4 separate regions of the Mus musculus genome follow, and all the other regions are linked to region 3. The links are chromatin contacts, found by Hi-C or POLR2A ChIA-PET in ENCODE. All regions are on one chromosome and are shown on one strand. Each heading gives the region's core, a stretch centred on a gene start or an enhancer-like site at or near the end of the contact. The rest is flanking DNA. Distances are from core to core; before and after follow the strand shown.

Evidence for each region. A loop is a pair of places that touch in the nucleus more often than their neighbours do. ChIA-PET counts read pairs that join two places held with the same protein, here RNA polymerase II (POLR2A).
Region 1: POLR2A ChIA-PET joins it to region 3 with 26 read pairs in Patski. The contact joins the promoter of A430102A20Rik here to the promoter of Csnk1d in region 3. A Hi-C loop is called at or near these places in 1 of 37 maps with a recorded cell type or tissue (CH12.LX). POLR2A ChIA-PET finds 5 or more read pairs at or near these places in 2 of 5 experiments (Patski and embryonic stem cell).
Region 2: POLR2A ChIA-PET joins it to region 3 with 10 read pairs in Patski. The contact joins the promoter of Cd7 here to the promoter of Csnk1d in region 3. A Hi-C loop is called at or near these places in 1 of 37 maps with a recorded cell type or tissue (T-helper 2 cell). POLR2A ChIA-PET finds 5 or more read pairs at or near these places in 1 of 5 experiments (Patski).
Region 4: a loop to region 3 is called in a map of left cerebral cortex, with 5 times the contacts of the local background. The contact joins the promoter of Slc16a3 here to the promoter of Csnk1d in region 3. A Hi-C loop is called at or near these places in 5 of 37 maps with a recorded cell type or tissue (CH12.LX, T-helper 2 cell, heart and 2 more). POLR2A ChIA-PET finds 5 or more read pairs at or near these places in 4 of 5 experiments (Patski and embryonic stem cell).

Annotation. Positions count from the first base shown.
Region 1 is chr11:120,930,945-120,934,369 of GRCm38, reverse strand. A430102A20Rik (a long non-coding RNA gene) reads right to left here and starts at 1,506. Exons shown (of 3, transcript XR_880367.2): 1 at 1,279-1,506; 2 at 962-1,029; 3 at 358-814. It overlaps Ccdc57 (coiled-coil domain containing 57), which reads left to right and starts at 1,498. Exons shown (of 19, transcript NM_027745.1): 1 at 1,498-1,654.
Region 2 is chr11:121,037,666-121,040,861 of GRCm38, reverse strand. Cd7 (CD7 antigen) reads left to right here and starts at 1,384. Exons shown (of 4, transcript NM_009854.2): 1 at 1,384-1,569; 2 at 2,512-2,826; 3 at 3,046-3,182. The coding sequence starts at 1,497. It overlaps Gm11775 (a long non-coding RNA gene), which reads right to left and starts at 3,179. Exons shown (of 2, transcript XR_880372.3): 1 at 3,000-3,179.
Region 3 is chr11:120,989,907-120,992,881 of GRCm38, reverse strand. It overlaps Csnk1d (casein kinase 1, delta), which reads left to right and starts at 1,549. Exons shown (of 10, transcript NM_027874.2): 1 at 1,549-1,947. The coding sequence starts at 1,872. It overlaps LOC115486436 (a long non-coding RNA gene), which reads right to left and starts at 1,518. Exons shown (of 2, transcript XR_003949839.1): 1 at 1-1,518.
Region 4 is chr11:120,947,442-120,950,750 of GRCm38, reverse strand. Slc16a3 (solute carrier family 16 (monocarboxylic acid transporters), member 3) reads right to left here and starts at 1,684. Exons shown (of 6, transcript NM_001038653.1): 1 at 1,601-1,684.

The DNA.
Region 1 (3,425 bases), core at 257-2,756, 58 kb after region 3:
TGTGTGTTGCAGTTTTGTTAGTCGTTATGCTCAAAGTAGAAACAAGGAAAGAAATTAGATTCAGGAATCTCTATCCCACTCTCTCCCCCCATCCTTCTTTCTCTCCTATCTGGTGATGGTGGGGTGAAACAGGGGTGGGAAAAAGAACCACAAAGTAGCAAAGACCAACTACAGGAAGCTCCTGTGACAGAGTGAGGCAGAGACAAGGGGTGTGAACATACTTGTGGAATGGGGCTGACCCTTGGACCCCTCAATTAAGGCAAGGGTTTTACATTTGACAGCAAAGAACTGGCAGTTGAGGTTACCTCACTTTCTAATAGAACAGAAGGCCCCTAGAAGTTCAGGGGACTCCCTGGCTGAGAAGAAGGCTACAAAGACAAGCTGGTTGGGGGAAGGTTCAAACACCAAGCATTTGCTGTCAGGAAGTGGGGACAGCAAGTTGAGGGAAAGAGACTGACGGGTAGAGGAAGACGGCAGGATATAGGACAGGAAAGTAGGAATGACTAGACTTCTTGATACTGCCCTCCTGGAGGAGGGGATTCCCAGACACTCCCCATCCCCTAGGAATTATGCTGGTTTAGGTGTGTATGCCAGTTCCAGGACCAGGCCACAGTTTAACTTCTTCAGTATAAAGAGATAAGAATACCATTCTTTTTATTATTTGTGACTGTGTGAACGTGCAGACCATAACATATGGGGGATAGGGAAGACTCATGGGAATTGGTTCTCTCCTTCCATTCTGTGGGTCCCAGAGTGTGAATCAGGTCATCAGACTGACACATCCACAGAGCCATCTCCCTGGCCCTCAGATGACCTAAGGATTTAAAGAAAGACAAAGGCGAGCCTACAACGAATTCCTGGGGCTCATGCAGGCCCTTCCCAGCAACCAGCCCCATTCCATCCAACTCTTCTTAGTCCAGGACACGCTCCATGAAAGCTGGGGTCTTGGAGGATCATTCACCTTTTGATGCTTGGGGTTTCAGACCAAATCGTGGATGGACTTCTTGTGACTGCGCCTTACCCAGGGCTCTGAAAGAGGATCAACTTCTTCACTTAGCCCTCTCCGCCTGGCGACATGCCCTAGGTGCAACCTCCACCCACTCTTGCCATGTGCACCCTTGTTACAGTCTCATGTGCAGTCTACAAAGGGAAAACCTGAGTCCCAGAATAACTTCCCACCCACGACTTGCAGGTTCCATCCCTGAGCTCCCAGTCCCTCCGCCTACAGGCACCTCCTGCTAAGCTGAAGTTAGCCCTTTGGGACTCCAGAATGGGCACCTTGGGGACCCTCAGGACAGCTGGGGGAGGGCACAGGGCCCCGTAGGTGTAGGTCCTTGCTCACTGGCTCGCACTACTCAGGGAGTCTGCTAGGCCACGGAACCCCAAGCGTCTCTTCCTTCGGTACCAGCGCACAGGTCGGAACTCTTTTGTGTTGAGACTCCTGTTTCTGCCCGGCGGGATCGGAGCGCCGCTCAGGGTGCACCGGGACCAAGGTTACTGACTCCAGTCGCTATGGTAACGTGGCCCGCGCTGTAGGTTCGGGCGGGAGAGTGCTGGCGCTCGGAATCCTGGAGACCCGGGTCCCAGCTGGCGCAGCTCTAGGTCGCACGCGGGAGACGAAGCTAATTCCGCTGGGACCGTCCTGGCACACGCGGTGAGTGGACGGTCATCGCATCAGGTTCTTGCTCCCCTGTAGCTTTCTTTGACTCAGACTCCCAAACGCCTACCTCGTGATTAGCCACACGCGCTTCACAGCGCTTCAGTCCCTCACTGACTTCATTAGTCCATTATCTTGTAGACTACTTGTCATCCTGGCTTGGCCCGATATTTTACACAATTAAGTTACACATTTTAAACAAGAAAATGGCGCGCTCGTGCCTCCCAGAAGGCAAACGCCCCATTACTGGGGAATACTTTCGTCGCCAAGGTTTGAGTGGTTTAAGTGGTGGCTGCCAAGGGGCTAACATAAAGTTATTATTTTCTACTCGGCATGGTGGCACATGCTTTAAAATCCCAGGATTTGGGGGCAGAGGCAGGCGGATTTCTGTTATTTCGAGGCCGGCCTGGTCTGCATAGTTCCAGGACAGCCAGAGCTATGTAGAGACTCTGTCTTAAAATCTAAATAAATAACAAGGTTTCTGTTTTCTTTCCTTTTTTTTTTAAGATTTATTTATTTATTATATGTAAGTACACTGCAGCTGTCTTCAGACACATTAGAAGAGGGCATCAGATCCTACTACAGATGGTTGTGAGCCACTATGTGGTTGCTGGGATTTGAACTCAGGACCTTTAGAAGAGCAGTCGGGTGCTCTTACCCACTGAGCCATCTCACCAGCCCCCAGGTTTCTATTTTCTTATTGTAAATAATAAACACCATTTGGGGAGGTGCTTGACTGTGTAAAAGTCTTGCTTTTAACCATATTTTCAGCTACTAATTTTAGCATACGTCAGTGAAAGCTTCCTGATTTTTTTTTTTCTTTTGATTTCATGTTTTATTCTTGCTATGTTGGGTGCAGAAAAAGAATCACAAGTTAACTGAATCAAAGGCCATTCAGACCATTCGGACTGAAGTGGGATCCAGTTTCCAGCAGTCTTTATTTAGAATCGGCATCAGTGTAGGTTTCAATCACTGCTCTGGCAGCTGGGGCCCAGGGAGAGCTGCAGGAAACAAGAACAGGCTGTATTCTCCAGGGCTCCTGCCTGGGTACAGGTCGGTCCTCCCTGGGAATAGCAGGTGGAGGATAACAGCGACTCCAAGGGATGGGCTAGTCATGAAGAGATGGAGATCATTGATGTCCCCACAGGGAGGACCTCAGAGGTCACTGCCCTTCCACCTGTATCCTGGAATCTTTTATGAAACTGCTCCATGAGAACCAGGCAGGAATTTCATTGGCTTCAGGAATAGTCCAGTATAAGCCCACTGTCTTAGTCACTGTTCTGTTGCTATGAAGAGACGCCATGACCAAAGCAACTCTTATAAAAGAAAGCATTTAACTAGGGGCTGGTGTACAGCTTCAGAGGCTTAGTCCATTATCATCATGGCAGCAAGCATGGTACTTGGTAGCTGACAGCTACACCCTAATCTAGAGACAGGACAGACTGAGACAGCCTGGCGTGGGCTTCTGAAACCTCAAAGCCCACCCTAGTGACACACACTTCCTCCTATAAGGCCACACCTCCTAATCCTTCTAATCTTTACAAACAGTTCCACTCCCTGGTGACTAAGCATTCAAATACATAAGCCTATGGGAACCATTCTTTTTTTGTTTGTTTTTGTTTTTCGAGACAGGGTTTCTCTGTATAGCCCTGGCTGTCCTGGAACTCACTCTGTAGACCAGGCTGGCCTCGAACTCAGAAATCCACCTGCCTCTGCCTCCCGAGTGCTGGGATTAAAGGCATGTGCCACCAAGCCCGGCTTCTTGTCT
Region 2 (3,196 bases), core at 135-2,634, 48 kb before region 3:
GCTAAAGACGCTGCCTGGTGAGCTGGAGAGATGGCCCAGTGGAGAAGACCCTGCCTGATGACAGTGGCCTCCAGAGTCACAACCACAGTGCATCTGATGCTACCGCCCAGCACCCAGATGCACAGAGTCTGTGCCTCTTCAATCAAAATAAATGCACTGGGGTTTGGGTCATCACCTCCTCCTGGAGCCCTGGAGCCCTTAGGCACAGCCCATAGGGCCCTGTGTGTCTATGATCTCTGAAACTTGAGGCATGGTGCCCCAAACAGTCAAAAGTGTCGATGCACGAAGACCACATCAAGGTCAGCCCTGCAGAGGTGGCAGCACTCCAGTCCATGTGCCCCTGGTGTGGCCACGGGCATCCTAGGAAGGAGACTAGGTCTAGGTCTTTGACTGTTCTTACTTCCCTGTAAAGTCTGTCTTTCCATGAACTTCTCCCCTGGGGGCTAGGTGCTGATTTCTTTACTGCCCACCTGACCCAGCTCCCCTCGTATTTCTCTCCAATATTCTCAGGCTGCACAGTTCCATACCTGCTGTCCCTGTGTTACCACAGGTGACCTGTCCCTCCCCAACCCTTTGTTCCTAAAATCTTCCAACTTTGACCTTCCTTTACCTGAGTCCCTCTCCCATGTGCCCTCAAGTACCCCGCATGGCACCCCTGTCTACACCATAGCATTCCAAACCCACCTACAGGGGGAGCATCTTCCCCCTTAGAGTAGGACCCCGGAGGAACTGCTTTGAGTCCCTATGTGACACTGTACACACACACACACACAAACTCACCCCTCAGTGTGACACACTGGCTCTGGTACCAGCAATAAAACTCATGGTTGACAAGAGTCCTAGCTCTCCCCCAACCTGGGAACCAGACACAGGGCCCTCGGTTTTGTCCCAGAAGGCAGATTGCTATTGAAGGGGCTCCTAGCCGCCCTTTGGCCTAGCAGATCTGGCTCAATCATGCTTCTAAGGAAGGATCACCCAGGCCGCCAAGGCAACCACAGCCAAGGCTACTGGGTATGCTGTGTCAGGCTGAAACCCCAGTGTGTCCAGACAACAGGTGAGACCACAGACCTGAACACATCCCAGCAGAAAATGACACAAAAGACCAGAGGAAACTTCAACTCCCTCCCGGCCTCTAAACCTTTAAGTCCCTCTAATTTTTCTTCCAGGTTACAGGACTAGTTCTTATTTCTTCTTCCTCTTGACGTCTCCTGTGGAGACTCTTGGTTAAAGATGATAAAGATGTGGGCCAGCCAACCAGCCAGGGAGGACAGTTGGGGTCAGGTGGCTTCCTCCACCTGGCTTGTTGTGTTCCCTGCCCACCAAGCTCCACCTTCATCTTCAGGAAGCCCTCCCTCGGAGCTTCACCACCAATCGCATTGAACTGCCACACCCCTGTTTCTTCCTCTCAGGGTTTTTGGTGTGAACTTTCACAGTGCTCAGTAATGTGTTGTAGCCAGAGTGGCTGATTTGGCTCAGATCACCTGGATTTGGGCGTCATGACTCAGCAGGCAGTGCTGGCTTTGCTGCTTACACTGGCCGGAATCCTGCCTGGCCCCCTGGATGCCCAAGGTAAGCATCCCTGTAGCAGGGCTCCCAGAGAGCATCTCACACACCCACCTGGGGAAGGGTTGGCCCTGACTTGACTTCCCCAAGTCTTAGTCTTAGACCTGGAATAGTCCCAGCTCCGTGGAAAAGCAGAGACTTGAAAGCTTTAGTTTACAGGACTAACATCTACCCTTGGTGCTTGTGAGAACTGTGTTCTTCAGTTCCCTTTCAGAGCAGCTGTCTGTGGGAAGTCTTGTGGTAAGGTGTAAAAGATCTACAATAAGATTATGGGAGGCTCAGGCTCCCAGGCACAATTCTTGTGCAAAACCAGCATAGTGTTCATTCTGTGAGATGCTGAGGTTTGTACTCAGTCTTGCCTACAGGAAAGTGGGTGGTGTGGGTGCCAGGCACGGCAAACGGGGCTGGAATCTGAAAGAGTGAGTATCCCATGAACAAGTCAACATGTGCCCCTTGCGCAGAGCCACAGGCTCTGGATGCCTAGAAATGATGGGGGGAAGGAGGGTGATGAAGAAACCAGCATCGGAAAGAGTAGGCAAAGAGGAGATAGGACTATGGCTGTCTGGGAGTGACTGACTCACTTAAAAGAGAAAGAAAGAGTACAGCCAGGGTGGGGAGTAGTCAAAAGGGAAGTCCTTGTGTTGAGATGCAACAAAGTTGCCAAGTTCCTATAGCATTTCTGCAGAGAGGGGTGTGATGGAGGAGGCATCTCACAGGAATACAAAATGGGAGAAAGAAACCTGGAGGTGTAGAGAGTGCAGCCCCTGTGCACAGCAAAATGAGACAGCATGTGTGAGCATGCGGGTGCGGGTGCTGTGAGAGATGCTCAAGAGTGTGCAAGGACATACATGAATGTAGGATCTGTGGAGCCTCTGAGATACGTGTTAGCGTGTTTGAGTCACCGTGTGCTGTGCGCCAGCTTGGTGCTAACTGGCTGGTTCTTCACAGACGTACACCAGTCCCCCCGACTCACGATTGCCTCTGAGGGGGATTCTGTCAACATCACCTGCTCTACAAGAGGGCACCTGGAAGGGATCTTAATGAAGAAGATCTGGCCTCAGGCTTACAATGTGATTTACTTTGAAGACCGGCAGGAGCCCACAGTAGACAGGACCTTCTCAGGCCGAATTAATTTCTCTGGTTCCCAGAAGAACCTGACCATCACCATAAGCTCCCTCCAGCTGGCAGACACTGGAGACTACACCTGCGAGGCTGTCAGGAAAGTCAGTGCCCGTGGCTTGTTCACCACGGTTGTGGTGAAAGGTAAGGATGTGCCCATCTGACTGTTGGCCAGGCCAGGAGCCCACTGGCTGCTAGAGACCTTCTTTGCACTTGTTGGAGCTGTCTGCTCAGAGCCCATTTCTTCCTGGAAACCTCCTAATGGTGCCCACACCTGGCTTGAACCTCAAGGCCTCCAATGAGGATCCCCACCTCACCTGCTTGTGTCCTCTCCTACCAATGGCTTTGTGTTCATTTTCCCAGAAAAATCATCCCAAGAAGCATACAGATCCCAGGAACCTCTGCAGACATCATTTTCCTTCCCAGCTGCCATTGCTGTAGGCTTCTTCTTCACCGGGCTGCTCCTTGGGGTGGTGTGCAGCATGCTGAGGAAGATACAGGTCAGTGTGAGCCT
Region 3 (2,975 bases), core at 300-2,799:
GCACAGGACACTTGCAAATGACCTTCAAAACCCAGAGCATTGATCCTGCCTGGGGCCTCTTCCGTGCACTGCCTCCTTCTGACCATCGAGTAAGTAAAACGCAGCAAGAACTTTGGTCACTTTATCAGCTGACTGTCCTGTATACAAGTAATAAGAAGGGTGTGCAGAGCCCTAGGCACGCAGCAGCTCACACCCTCGGCTCTCTATTCCAGACAGAGCAGGTGCTCCCAGAGGGAAGACCGCTAGGCAAAGATCAGGCCCGAGGTTGGTAAGAGAGAGGTTAGGCCAGATACCAGGTTTGCTGTTTTCAGTTCAATATAGGGGCTTCTCAGATGAAGTTAGGTATTGTTCATCAACAGAAAAAAAATTATACTTGAATTCTGTCAGTAAGATTATTTTTACTAGTTTGGCCGCATCTGGCTCTGACTCCTGGACTAAAAAGCTAGGCAGTTCCCATACCTGCCGCTCAGTGACCACTGGTTTCAGTTTGCCTTGTGGTGTCTTCTGTCTCCGGCTGTGTAATGCTCCCCAACCTGACTGCCAACTGTGTGCAGGCAGGCACTGCAGGACCACCAAAAGGAAGGGTGGTGGAGCTGGGAGACTAGAAGACATGTCAGCTCCACGTGCTTCTGCAGGGCTGCTGAGTTGTCATGCAGCGTGATACCCTGTGCAGATGCTACGGGTGCTAGCTGACCAAATAGAAGCATTACACTCATCTGTGACTCTCGTGTTTCTGGCTGGGTGAGAGTGGGCCTAGAAAAGCATCTATTTGGAAGGTTGTCCCCTCCTGGTTAGGGGGCACCTCCTGTGTGGTAGCTCCTCCAGAGTCCCTCCTCAGTGGTCAGAATGGACAGCCAAGTCTTGGAAGCTGGCCGTCAGCCTGAACTTCAGAATTCATGTTTGTGTTTGCCAGGGGAACATGCAGATCCAATGCAGACCAGATAAAAATGTTGACTCTCTCTCCAGGCAGACAGCCCTGGAGAGCGATCAGAGTCTGAGACATACCCTCTACACCCTCAGTGAACTCAACACTGACCTTCCTGCCCACAGTGGGTCCCAGGAAGACCTCTTTTCTTCCACCCTTGTGTGCAAGAAGCTGGCAGGCAGCAGCAGGCACGTTTTGCACCATTCAAAGCCCACAACTGGTGATTCCTACAAAAGCTAACTGTCTACCTGTGATCTCAGAGCTAGGCCTGGACCGCCCTCTCTGCCCTTTTCCCCTATCTGTAAAGGGCCTTTCCCGGGGTCTACAAAAGGAACTGCTATTCGGCTTCTCTCTGCCTGTTTAGGGGCAGGGTCGCTATAGCCCAGGCTGGTCTCGAACTCCCAAGGGCTGGAACTACAGGCATTTCTTACCACACATGGCTTAGCTTCCTCGGACTTCTATTGGAGACAAATGGGAAGACCAAAGAGACCAGCTGGAGTCATCCTGCGGGAACGGTGGACACTGGGACAGAGAAACAGGCCTGGTTGCGACTGCGCAATCCATCAAGTAGCCAAGCCCCGCCCCCGAGCACGGTGGCCCCGCCCCCTTGGGTTGCTAGGGGAAGTGACGTCACAGCGCGATGGCGGCGGCTCCTTTAGGCAGCTGAAGGGGGATTTAGGCCCGGAAGATCCGAGTCCATCCGCGGCGGGGAGAGGGCGAGCGGGGCCGGCAAGGGCCGGAGCAGCGGCGGCGGCGCTCGGACTGTCCCATCCGCCCCGTATTGAGGCGCTGAGAGCGACGGGGCGACCGGAAAGCGATGGTGAAAGCGGGGCCGTGAGGGGGGCGGAGTCGGACCGGACCCGCAGTAGCGGCAGCAGCGGCGCCGCCTCCCGGAGCGCAGACCCAGGAAGCGGCCGGGCGGGCAGTAGCGAGCCGCACCGCTGCCATGGAGCTGAGGGTCGGGAACAGGTACCGACTGGGCCGCAAGATCGGCAGCGGCTCCTTCGGAGACATCTATCTCGGTGAGGCCCGGCGCCATCGAGCGCCCGGGGGCCTTGCGGATCGGCGGGCGGGGTCCCCGGCAGGCCGAGGCCTGCGGAGGGCCGGAGTGGACGTTCGGCATCCCCGCAGCCGAGGGCCCGGGCACCGGCCTCGGCCAGACACCAACGGCCGCTGTGCGAGCGCGGCCGGGGGGCTGGGCGCGGCGCGGCGGGTCGGGGTGGGGTGCGGGGAAGGGCTGGAAGGACAGGCCGGTCTTGGGGACTGCAGGCCGGGGGGCAGAGCTCGGAGCGTGTCTGGGGATGGTCGGGGACCCGGGAGAGGAAGAAGGAGGCCTAGAGGCGGGGGCCAGCGGGCCTCGGTGGTGGGGTGTCAGAGGGCGTGGGAAAAGGACTGGGGGCGGGGGCCGGGGGGGGACAGCGGGGAGGGGGAGGGGAGAGCGGGGCAGGGGAGGGCAGCAGGCTGGGGGTGGGGCCCGGAGGGGGCAGGGCCTGGGCCGGGCGTCAGCATCCTCCCCCACCTAAGGTCACCGCAGTAAACAAAGGCCATGCTCTGCTCCGCCAAGGGTCTGGTGCTGTTCCTCAGCTCTGCAGTGGCGTCCTGGATGTTTTCATGTGTGGGGGAGAAATGTCAAAATAAGCCAGATGTAGTGTGGAGGTGGGGAGTGTCCCGGTCAGAAATGGGGGAAACGACCGGCTGATTTCTGAGGGTTCTTGGAGCAGTCTGGGCCTGCTCTTTTCCACAATGGCATCTCCACTTAGCTGACCCGCTAAAGGGATCACCCATAGCCTCCTGGCTGCCACTCTCCTCCAAATCAGGACTGAAAATGTTCCCTGTGCCTGGCCTGAAAGGCCTTGGTTTGGTTGGGGTCTTGAGGATATGTTGAGCATCTAAGTTGACTACTGGACACCCGGAAATCAACAGGAATGAAGTTTTGATGAATGCAGATGCATTCAATGTCGAGATGTAGGCAGAACAGAGGGGAGAGAAGTGGTGTGGAAGGAAGTTCTCATGATGGCTCTCAGAATTCTCAAGGTAGACATGAGGGTTG
Region 4 (3,309 bases), core at 435-2,934, 42 kb after region 3:
GCCAGAAGTCTGCTCTTGCCGCTAGGGCGGTCTCCATTCCTAACCTGCCCCTGAGCCAGTGCTCAGTGCCAGCTGGACCAAGGCCTGGTCCAGAGGTCTCTAATTGCTTAGCATCACCATCCAGAAAGTCCCGCATGGGGCCCAAAGGTGTCTGCTTCTGGGCCTCCCCAGCCCTCCCCTTTCTGACCAGTTCACTGGAGGATTAGAGTCCTAAAGTCCCGGAACACCGGCATACTGTGGGGTCCCACGCACTGGCCCCTTCAACATTACTTCTTGATGGTTCTAAGGCCTACTGTGCTTTCTCCTCGCTGCCCCTCGAAATTTAGGCATCCAAGCAGTGAGATCGTTTTTACGGGGAGCAAGCCCTGCCCAAGGTCACTGGTGATGTGGCCAAGTCCATCTTGGAACCAAACCACTGGTTATTCAAAGTCCTTGCCAAGAAGGGGCCACATGTATCTCGGTAGTGTCCTCAGTGCCCCTTAAGGGGTAGACTCATCCTTTGCACAGCATCCTAGCTGTGCACTAGTCACTGCTCATCCTGAGTGAGTCCACACACTTTTAGGACTGTCCTCGTTCCTCAACACGGACGGACCCAGCACCCACGGGACACCAGCCAACTTTGGGCCTGTACAATGATGCCGGGAGCCCTCGGGGATAACCTGCTCCCAACAGAAGAACTTTGGGAAAGCTAATGAGCCTGTGTTATGGGGAGAACCTTGCCGTTACGCTCAGACCAACCTGTTGTCCTGAAAGGGTTCCTGTCGGCCTGGGCCCTGCTGCCCTCTCCTTGCTTGTCACCCAGATTCCAAGCACTATCAGCTGTCCAGAGTTAACAGTTTCTTGAGCCTGTCTGTTGACTGGACCAGCATCCAGGCAGGCGCCTAGTCAACCCACTTGTCAGGTAAGAAAACAGACCGTGCCTGGTTTTCCTATCGGATGAGAATAGAGCAAACAGAGCCCACTCCGGAGGAAAACCCCACTTTCATGTGCCTAGTTTGGGTTAATAGTGGTGGCTGGGTAAGAGTTGATGAGTTTAAGATGGTAGAAAAGGTGGATGTAAAGAGATGAAAGAGACCCGAGGGCATACCTCCCCCAACGTGGCACCATTCCGAAGCGCACGTGTCCCTCTCTCTCACTGGGCGGCCTGCTGACGCCCGCTGGAGATTCGGGGTTCCAAGGAGGCTGTAGCATTCCCACCAAATATAGCCCAGGTTCCCCGGCCGTCCGGCCACGCTCCAACCCTCTTGGGCCGAGCTATTTATACTCTGGACGTTTGGTCGCCCAGGGCAGCTGCCCTCCTGGACGAAGCCCAGCCCCCGAGGGCTACCGGATGGATAGATAGGCGTCTACGAGGGCAGGGAAGCAGGATGCAAGCGCGCAACTGGCTGTTCATGGCCCTTTGGTGGAGCCGCAGTGGTGAGAAGGTTCTCCAAGTCAAGAAAGAATGGGGCTGGAGAACCAGGAGGAGAGAGGGTCAGGGGCCGGGAGCTCCAGGTCTGGATCCCCCGCCTGATGATCGAAGGCCCCAAACCTTGGGCGACTGGAGGCGGGGGGAGGGTCCCAGCCTCGCTCCGCGCGCCAAGCATCTCGCCGCGCCTACCTGTTACCGCCAGCCGCTGTATCTGCCTCTGTCCGCCTTGGCTGCCCGGCGCCGCGCCGGGGGCGACTTTAAGTGCTCTCATCCGTCGCGCGGCACGTCCCCCGCGCACGTCACCGCTGCCTGGCGCCGCCCCTGCCCTCCCCACCCGGACCCCGCGCCGCTGCCGGAGGGGGCGCCCTGGCCGCTGTTCCCCGACGGCGCGGACAATGCCATCTCCACTTAACAGGGAGACCAGGCTGGCACTCGCTCTATAGGCGCCCGGGGCCCGGGCCCCACCCAACGCAGACCTTCTCACTGTTCTCTTCCGCGCCCTTGGGCCGTGACTACCCACCTCTGCTTCCCATTCTACCCTCCATTTATCCCCTCCCAAGACTGTGGGCTCCTTCCATGATTCCTGCAAGAGAGTGGCAATGTCCTCGCTATCTCCGAGACTGGGACCTTTTGCCCTCCAGACCCTGGCCTTCTGGCCTGCGCCTTCTGCCGGGTGGCACACGCCCCCACCACACCTCATGCACACAGGGCTCCTGCCGCCTGCCTACTTCGGACTTTCGCCCCATCCAAACCACCATACCTTGCTCGTGCCTCAGCCTGGGCTATTGTGTGGCTGTGGCAGCTGTCTTCCCTAGTTAGGAAGACTCAGGCACCTTGGACTGACCGGGGATCTTGGGCAAGGCTGTCAACCTCCCTGAACTTCCGTTTTCCCCTGTGGTCGGGGCCCTGCAACAAAGTCAGATACAGGCACTGACACAGCCCTGCTCTGTCGCCCCTCAACTCCTATAGAAGTGATTTTTATGGGGGGATTTCTGCTCCACTCTAGCCTGTATAGCTCCCTGGGGGGCGGGGGGGGGGGCAAAGAAACCTGGTGTTTTTATTAACAAGCTGTAAGTTTAAACCGGGCAGGTTCTGAGATTGCTATAACATCCTAACTATAGACGCCACATTACTTGCCAACTGAGTCTTGCTGTGTTTGCTCTGCCCCATGAGTGTCCTCAGCGATTTTCTCTCGGCCACGTGCTCATGGTCCATCCTCCCAGACCATCCTGCCTCAAGGCAGGCCTCTTCCTTCCCCTGCCTTTTTCCTTTTCCTGGTACCTACTGGAGATACCCCTACTCATCTCAAGTTCCACCTTCCTCTCTTTCCTGCCCAGTCACAGGCTTTAGCCTTTTACTATCCAATCAGAAGTTATTGGGGAGCATTCTCCACAGCACATTGGTCAATACGCTGCCCATGTCCAGACTGCAACCTGATCTTGGGGCACAGAACTCTTGGGGCATCTGAATACACAGAGCACAAGAGCAATCCTAACACTCCCAGCCCAGTGTGGGAGATGAGGACAGGACAGCAGCTTTGCATGCTGCTCTACAAATGCTGACTTCCCGGAAAGGAACAGGATTGGGAGAGAGTAGAGCCATTCTGAGCTGGGAGAGTTCTTTCCAGTCCTCCGAGGGGTGCAAGGGGTGCCGATTCAAACCCATGCCACACAATGGAAATGACCAATGACCGGGCAGTTTGGGTGAGGAGATGAGGAGGCATCTCGGAGTATGGCCTTTGGTGGACAGGGCCCAAGACACTTACCCTAGGGTACCCAGTCCATCTCACTTCTAATGTGGCTCCTAAATGACCCCAGGTCCCCCGAAACTAGGAAATTTTGATAATAACTCAACATTAGACAAAGATCTTAACACAGCCAGAATGGGAAAGGGTGACC